Linked DNA regions of Homo sapiens: region 2 is linked to region 1. Evidence: read pairs that join two places in POLR2A ChIA-PET (ENCODE). Cell type or tissue: B cell. All regions are shown on one strand. Each heading gives the region's core, and the rest is flanking DNA. Links, peaks and the distances in the headings are about the cores only.

Region 1 (4,379 bases), core at 137-4,136:
TTTCCGCTGTTTGTAACTTGTGATTTTATTATTAGTTCCATATTTATTTTTATAAAGCTGGCATAATTAGCGAAGGGCTGAACATCTTGTTTGTAACCTAGATTTATTTTTTCTTCCTAAAAGTTTTTTTGTTGTTGTTGAGATGGAGTCTCTCTCTGTCACCCAGGCTGGAGTGCAATGGCGCGATCTCGGCTCACTGCAACCTCTGCCTCCTGGGTTCAAGCGATTCTCCTGCCTCAGCCTCCCGAGGACCTAGGATTACAGGCATGCACCACTGCGCCTGGCTAATTTTCATATTTTTAGCAGAGATGGGGTTTCACCATGTTAATCAGGCTGGTCTCAAACTCCTGACCTCAGGCGATCTGCCCACTCTGGCCTCCTGAAGTGTTGGGATTACAGGCGTGAGCCACAGTGCTTGGCCCCTCCTAAAAGTATATTACAGCTTGGCAGTTCCTCAAAAAGCTAAAATAGAATGACCATAAGATGCAGAAACTCTACTCCTAGGTATCTACGAAAAGGAATCCGAAGCTTGGACTCAGATATTTGCACACCCAAGTTCAGGGCAGCACGATTCTCCGCAGCCACATGGTGTAGGCAGCTCTAGCGTTCCATCCTCAGATACACGGATCAACACAGCGTGGCCCTTCCACACGGTGAAGTACGACACAGCCGTGAACAGGAACGAGGCTCTGACTGCGGCCATGGCGTGAATGCACTTTAAGGATGTCACGCTCGGTGAGAGGTGCCAGACACAGAAGGCCATGCTGTATGTGATCCCATTTCTATGAAATGTCCAGGACAGGGCCGGGTACAGTGGCTCATGCCTGTAATCCCAGCACTTTGGGAGGCCAAGGTGGGTGGATCACGAGGTCAGGAGATCGAGACCATCCTGGCTAACACGGTGAAACCCCGTCTCTACTAAAAATACAAAAAATCAGCCGGGCGTGGTGGCGGGCGCCTGTAGTCCCAGCTACTTGGGAGGCTGAGGCAGGAGAATGGCGTGAACCCGGGAGGCGGAGCTTGCAGTGAGCTGAGATCACGCCACTGCACTCCAGCCCGGGCGACAGAGCGAGACTCCGTCTCAAAAAAAAAAAAAAAAAAAAAAAGAAATGTCCAGGACAGGCCAATTCACAGAGACAGGAAGGGGATTTGTGGGTGCCGGGGCTGGGAAGGGGATGGGGAGTGATGGCTGATGGGGATGGAGCTTCATTTAGGGTGACAAGAATGTTCTGGAATAAGACAGGGGTGGTGGTTGCTGAGTCATTTCACTTAGGATGATGATCTCCAGCTCCATCCATGTTGCTGCAAAATATGATTTCATTTGTTTGTTTTTTGAGACAGGCTCTCATCTCCGTCACCCAGGCTGGCATGCGTTGGCGCAATCAGGGCTCACTACAGCCTCAGCCTCTTCAGCTCAGGTGGTCATCCCACCTCAGCCTCCTGAGTAGCTGGGACCACAGGTGCCTGACACCACACGCAGCTAATTTTTTATTTTCTATTTATGAGACAGAGTCTCACTCTGTGGCCCAGGCTCCAGTGCAGTGGGGCCATCTCTGCTCATTGCAACCTCTGCCTCCCAGGCTCAAGCGATTCTCCTGCCTCAGTCTCCTGAGGAGCTGGGATTACAGGCATATGCCACCATGCCCAGCTAATTTTTTTTTTTTTTTGAGATGGAGTTTCGCTCTTGTCACCCAGACTGGAGTGCAGTGGCACAATCTCGGCTCTCTGCAACCTCTGCCTCCCGGGTTCAAGTGATTCTCCTGCCCCAGCCTCCCAAGTAGCTGCGATTACAGGTGCCTGCCACCACATCCAGCTAATTTTTGTATTTTTAGTAGTGACAGCGTTTTGCCATGTCGACCAGGCTGGTCTCAAACTCCTGACCTCAGGTGATCCACCTGCCTCGGCCTCCCAAAGTGCTGAGATTACAGGCGTGAGCCACTGCGCCCAGCTGCTAATTTTTGCATTTTTAGTAGAGATGGTGTTTCACCATGTTGCCCAGGCTGGTCTCGAACTCCTGGGCTCAAGTGATCCACCGGCCCTGGCCTCCTGAAATGCTGGGATTACAGGTGTGAGCCACCACGCCCTGTCTCTATGCTTAACTTTTTGAAGAGCCACCAGTCTCTCTTCCAAAGCGACTGAACTGTTTTACCTGCCCAGCAGCCATACAGGAGCGTTCCAACTTCTCCACGTCCAACTCGTCATTTTCCAGTTTCTTTGTTTGTGTTTTTATTGCCAGCCTAGTGGGTGTGAACGGCATGATCTCATTGTGGTTTCGATTTGCATTTCTCTGGTCAAAATAAATAGCTTTTTTTTTTTTTAAGAGACCAGGTCTCCCTATGTTAGCGAGGGTAGTCTGAAACCCTTGGCCTCAAGCAATCCTCCTGCCTTGGCCTCCCAAAGTGCTGGGATCACAGGCGTGAGCCACCGCGCCCAGCCTCAACAGCATTTTCACCTTCTTATTCTCATAGTGTCTCCCTTTGCATTCCTTTCCTGGAAGGCTCAGCTTTCCCAGAAGCAAAGCCTGGACACGGGGCCTCTGTGGGACTTTCTTTTTTTATCTTTTTTTTTTTTGAGACGGAGTCCAGCCCTGTTGCCCAGGCTGGAGTGCAATGGCGCAATCTCGGCTCACTACAACCTCTGCCTCCTGGGTACAAGCAATTCTCCTGCCTCAGCCTCCCAAGTAGCTGGGATTACAGGTGCGCACCACCATGCCCAGCTAATTTTTTGTATCTTTAGTAGAGATGGGGTTTCACCATGTTGGCCAGGGTGATCTTGAACTCCTGACCTAGTGATCCACCTGCCCCGGCCTCCCAAAGTGCTGGGGTTACAAGTGTGAGCCACTGAGCCCGGCCTGGACTTTTTTTTTTTTTTAAGACTGAGTCTGCCCAGGCTGGAGTGCAGTGGCACAATCTCGGCTCACTGCAACCTCTGCCTCCCAGGTTCAAGTGATTCTCCTGCCCCAGCCTCCCAAGTAGCTGGGATTACAGGTGCATGCCACCACACCCAGCTAATTTGTGTATTTTTAGTACTGACAGGGTTTTGCCATGTCATCCAGGCTGGTCTTGAATTCCTGACCTCAGGTGATCCTCCTGCCTCGGCCTCCCAAAGTGCTGGGATTACAGGCATGAGCCACCACACCCGGCCTATTTTTGCTAATTTTGTGAAGAACAGTGTCAGCTGAGGGCACTGACTCTGGATGGAGACGACTCAGATTCTGACCCTGACTCCACTGCTGCCTGGCTGTGCCACAGTTTCTTTTCCTGTAAAATGGAAATAAAATGGAGACCCCACCTCCTGGGGTCCTTGTGAGCATTAAGCCAAGCACGGGGACAGGTGCTTGGCTCCTGTACACAGCTTGAGCTGTGTACTCATATTGTTATCGCTGCCATGACAAAGGTGCGGAAGCCACTGAGGCTGTGAGATTCCGCACCCCGTGGAAGCCCAATGGTGACACCCCCCACAGCAGGGTCCTTCCAGCCTCTGGAACACAAAACACCTGAGTGGGAAACCCCCAGGGGACCCTCAGCATGGGCCACTGAGGCAGGAGGTTGAGAACTGTGGGGAGTGCTGGGCAGTGGCCAACTTCCTGCCTCTGCCAGGGCAGCACACCAGTTTCATTTGTGTCCACCCTACTTGTTCTCAGGGAGAGGTGGCTCCTTTCCTGGGGTGACTTCTAGGCTGGGGCATTTAATTGCTAGTGTGAGATCTTCCAGGGTCTTCCTCTCTTGGCCATAGTGACGTTCAAGATGGCAGGGGAGGTGAGCAGCGCCCCCTAGGGCCTGAGAAGCTCATGGAGCAAGAACAAGAAATAGACCTTTCCTGGTTTGCAGGTGTGTTTACAATTTTTTTGTTTTGTATTTATTTATTTATTTTAAAAATTTTATTCATCTATTTATTTTTGAATGGGGGTCTTGCTATATTGCCCAGGCAGGTCTTGAACTCCTGGACTCAAGCTATCCTCCTGACTCTGCCTCTCTAAGAGCTGGCATTATAGGTGTGAGCCACCATGCCTGGCCCGTTTTGTTTTGTTTTTTAAAGAGATAGGGCTGGGCACAGTGGCTCACACCTGGGAGGCCGAGGCAAGTGGATCACTTGAGGCTCGGAGTTCAAGAGCAGCCTGGGCAACGTAGCAAGACCCTGTCTGTACAAGAAAAAGAAAAAAAAAGAAAAGAAAAACAATAAAAAACAATTTTACGACTGGGCGTGGTGGCTCACGCCAGTAATCTCAGCACTTTGGGAGGCCGAGGCGGGTGGATCACGAGGTCAGGAGTTCAAAACCAGCCTGGCCAAGATGGTGAAACCCCATCTCTACTAAAAATACAAAAGAAATTAGCCAGGCGTGGTGGCAGGTACCTGTAATCCCAGTTACTTGGGAGGCT
Region 2 (4,379 bases), core at 150-4,149, 65 kb after region 1:
CTCACAGCCTCAACCTCCTGGGCTCAAACAATCCTCCTGCCTTAGCCTCCTGAGTAGCTGGGGCCACAGGCACATGTACCGCCATGCCTGGCTAATTACATTTTTTTTTTTTTTGTAGAGACAGGGTCTCACTATGTTGCCCAGGCTGGTCTCAAATTCCTGGGCTCGAGTGATCCTCCTGTCTTGGCCTCCCAAAGTGCTGGGATTACAGGCATGAGCCACCATGGCCAGCTACAAGAATAAATCTTGTCTCAGTATCAATGGATCCAAGGGGCAAGACCCTCTCTCTCCTAAGTCCTGACATTCCCCCAGTGCCCGGGCCGGGATGGGGACTTGCCAGCTGGGGACTTGCCGCAGGAGCTTCTGGGGGAGAGTCTGAGGACTTGGCGGCCTCACTGGGGAGGGGAGCGAGCGGGGGCAGGGAAATGAGGGAGGGTCCTCTGGGGAGGAGACAGGGACCCTGCGTTCATAGCGGGAATTAACAAGGGCAGAAGAGGAAAGGCGCCCGAGAGGAGCCCCACGGCACGCTCACTACCCCACAGCAAGGCTGCTCTCCGCTGGGCGCCACAGCTCACGCCTGGAACCCCAGCACTGTGGGAGGCTGAAGCAGGAGGATGGCTTGAGCCCAGGAGTTCGAGACCAGCCCGGGCAACACAGTGAGACCTCAGCTTATCTCTTTTTTTTGAGACGGAGTCTCACTCTGTTACTCAGGCTGGAGTGCAGTTGCACCATCTCGGCTCACTGCAACCTCCGCCTCCCAGGTTCAAGCGATTCTCCTGCGTCAGCCTCCCGAGCAGCTGGGATTACAGGCATGCGCCACCACACCCAGCAATTTTTTTGCATTTTTAGCGGAGACGGGGTTTCACCATGTTGGTCAGGCTGGTCTCAAACTCCTGACCTCAAGAGATCCTCCTGCCTTGGCCTCCCAAAGCGCTGGGATTATAGGTGTGAGCCATTGTGCCTGGCCTCTCACGTCACCAATTTAACAAAAATTAAAATAATAAAACATTTAAAAAGGTTGTCCTCTAACTGTGCCGGGCGCCCCGTCAGTGTGTAGAGACCAGTGGGTGAGCTGGCAGCTCCCGTCTCTCCAGGCCCCACAACAATGGGGTTTCCTGCTTTGTGAGGACGTCTAGGACCAGTGAGCGCTCAAGCCCGTCCATCGGCCGCCACGAGGCTTCACGTTGGTAACTCAGAGGTTTTGTGGGTTTGAGAGAAGAAGAGCCAGCAGGGAGCCCCACGGCTGCCCCCCTCGTCCCACTGCCCCCCTCGTCCCGCTGCCCCCCTCACCCCACTATCCCCCTCGTCCCGCTGCCTGCCTCGGCCGCCACCCCACTCACCTCGCATGTACTCAATGGTGCCGTCCAGCACAAGGTTGAGGAGTGGGTCGAAGCCCTTCAGGATTCCACTGGCTTGGAGAAATCACCGGGGGAGAGAAAAGAGAAGGCATGAGATCCGTCCTGGGCGCAGGGCCCGCCCCAGCATGGCCCAGGTATGGGGCTAACTGCTCCAGGGATGGAGGACTGAGGGTAGGAGAGGGCTCCCGGGAGTGGCCGATGACAGCCGCCTCCAGAGTGATCTCCACCACAGGCAGCAGACCACGTCTGCGGGGGGCCAGATGGCAAACACTTCTGGCCGTGTGGGCCACAGGGTGCCGGTCACAGCTGCTGGCTCGGGCTGCCTGGGTGGAGGCAGCTTCGGTAATGAGTCCATGTGTGGCTGAACTGCGGCCGGTCAGCTCTACTCACAGGCACTGAACTGTGAATTTCATGTAATTTCCACATCGTGAGACAGTCTTGTTTTGATCCCTTTCTAGCTATTTAAAAGTCATAAAAACAATTCTCAGCTCAAAAGCAGCAGCAAAACAGGCGGCGGCACGTGTACGCGGTGGGACCACCAGCCAGGAAGAGGAGCGAGGCTGGCGCAGGCCACAGCGCGGATGCGCCTGAGGACGCACCTGAGGACGTCACGCTCAGTGAGAGACGCCAGACACAGAAGGCTGCGCACCGTGAGATCCCATTTCTATGAAATGTCCAGGACAGGCCAATCCACAAAGACAGGGAAGGGATGCGTGGGTGCCAGGGCCAGGGATGGGACAGGCAGTGATGGCTGATGGGGACAGGGCTTCCTGTAGGGGAGACAGAGTGCTCCGCTCTGACAGCGGTGATGACTGCGCTGCCTGACCTGTGCTGAGTCCCTCAGTGAGTTCACGGAATACAAAAGAACAAATCCCAGCCCTGCTGCTTAGGGCTTGCGGGGAGCAGGCAACAGAGATGCTCTGAGACCCAGGTGCAAAGGCTTCGGGGGCTGAGACGGTCTCTGTGGCTTCTCTCTCCACGCTGCCTGCCCCACCCCTCAAGCTTCGCCGCCTTGGGCCACAACTTGCCAACTTAGGTTAGGGCTCTCTGACCCGGTGGTGATCTCTGCCATCTGATCCTGCTCCGCAGTGTCTGGTGACACTGAGAAGGGTGAAGGGGGAGCTGTGTGTCCCCAGCAGAGGCCAGCCCACCCTCTCTGCCTGGGACTCCCCTCCACTGCCCTGCAGGCTCCTGCAGCCGAGGCCCAGCAGCAGCTCCACCTCTGCGCTCACTGAGGGGCGTCCCGCAGCCACCCCCTCCCTGCTCTCCTTCTTACCCCTGTCATCTTTCAGGTGCTTCCTCCAGACACCAACCCACAGCCCTTACGGTGCTGCCCTCTGCACGCCCACGCCAATCTCAGGAAGCAGGCACCACCAATCTCGGGAAGCAGGCACCACCAATCTCGGGAAGCAGGCACCCCGGGCATTATTCTGCCTGCCTGTCTCCTCCCAAGGCAGGGCCGAGAGCCCGTCCACGGCTGCTCCACACACACCGAGGGCCGCCCTGTGCGGTGGTGCGGGGGAGGGTCTGCAAACTACGACCCCCAGGTGAACCTGCCCGCCGCTCCTCTCTGTAAGTCAGAGTCTCGCTGGCCCACCACCACACTCGCCCGCTCAGGCGCTGACCAGGGTGGCTCTCCTGCTCTGCTGGCATAGCTCAGTGGTTGTGACAGAGACCATCTGGGCTGCAAAGCTAAAGATATTTGCCGTCTGGCCTTCTACAGAGAAGGTCTGCCCGCCTGCATACAAGCTTCCGTCCACCTCCACAGGCTTCAGCTTCCACCTCCACGGCTCCCTCTCTCTTTGCTCAAGTCCCTCCCCTGCAAAATGAAACTCACCTATAAGATGGGGTCAGATGCAGATGTTCAGGTCCTTGGCACCAGCCTGACCAGTGAGCCCGCCCTCCTCACGGGGAGAGATGTGAGCACTGAGGTAGGTAGGTCTCTAACATGGAGCCAAGGTGCCCCTCCTCTGGAGTGTGGGCTAGGGCCTGTGACTCTGACGGGACAAGATGTCACTCCTGCGCTTAGGTTATGTGGCAAAGACAAGGAACTTTGCAGCTGTAATTAGAGCCCCTGAATCAGCTGACTGAGCCAATCAAGAGAGAAACACCCTGGGTGGGCCTGACTGCATCAGGTGAGCCCTTCAGGGACCAAACCCTTTCTGCTTTTTGTGTGTGTGTGTGTGTGTGTGTGTGTGTGTGTGTGTGTGTGTGTTTGAGATGGAGTCTTGCTCTGTCGCCCAGGCTGGAATGCAGTGGCGCGATCTCAGCTCACTGCAACCTCTGCCTCCAGGGCGATTCTCCTGCCTCAGCCTCCCAAGTAGCTGGGACTACAGGCATGCGCCACCATGCCCAAATAATTTTTGTATTTTTAGTAGAGATGGGGCCTTGCCATGTAGGCCAGGCTGGTCTCAAACTCCTGAACTCAAGTGATCTGCCCGCCTCAGCCTCCCAAAGTGCTGGGATTACAGGCGTGAGCCACAGCGCCCAGTTAATTGTTGTACTTTTAGTAGAGATGGGGTTTCGCCATGTTGGCCAGGCTGGTCTCGAACTCCTGACCTCAGGTGATCCACCTGCCTTAGCCTCCCAGACTGCTGGGATTAAGGCGTGAGCCCCCGCACCCGGCCCCAAACCCTTTCTGAAAGATGATTCTCCCACTGGCCCGAATAACTGAATATGGACAAATGTCAGCTCAGCCTGCAGCACTGTAGGGGCAGACCACCACGGTGGAACAGAGTCCCGAGCTGGCAGCGTCCGGGAGCTGCAAGTGTCCCTAGCCAACACTGGCCAGAACGGGGACCCTGGCCCTGCAAAGGTAAGGCACTGAGCTCTGTCAATAACCAGTGGGCTCAGAAGAAGACCCCAAGATGATGGACCCCAAAAAACAACCCTCAGTTACAACCTCCTGAGAGCCCTTGAGGCTGTGGTACCCTGGCTCCTGACTCACAGATCCTGTGAGATAATAAAATGGTGCTGTTTCAGCTGCTAAATGGGTGATTTGCTATGAAGGGCAGAAAACAA

The links. Peaks named below come from ENCODE experiments on the same cell type or tissue, not always from the same donor. Only the 100,000 strongest peaks of a DNase experiment are listed, where the experiment ranks them.
Region 2: POLR2A ChIA-PET joins it to region 1 with 7 read pairs; 16 of 35 experiments call an interaction of 5 or more read pairs at or near these places.

Annotation. Positions count from the first base shown.
Region 1 is chr19:2,258,230-2,262,608 of GRCh38, forward strand. No RefSeq gene overlaps it. Among named protein-coding and RNA genes, the nearest start is that of JSRP1, 4.0 kb to the left of the region's middle. RefSeq lists an enhancer at 2,256-2,395. In B cell, for the core only: a CTCF peak has its summit at 3,777 (motif pointing left); DNase peaks (open chromatin) are centred at 453, 2,262 and 3,719; H3K4me3 peaks cover 668 bases; H3K27ac peaks cover 2,065 bases.
Region 2 is chr19:2,322,785-2,327,163 of GRCh38, forward strand. LSM7 (LSM7 homolog, U6 small nuclear RNA and mRNA degradation associated) reads right to left here. Exons shown (of 4, transcript NM_016199.3): 3 at 1,341-1,412. Among named protein-coding and RNA genes, the nearest start is that of LSM7, 3.6 kb to the right of the region's middle. RefSeq lists enhancers at 1,502-1,561, 2,002-2,121. In B cell, for the core only: no CTCF peak of the experiment used is centred there; DNase peaks (open chromatin) are centred at 1,957, 2,157 and 2,317; H3K4me3 peaks cover 1,670 bases; H3K27ac peaks cover 3,020 bases.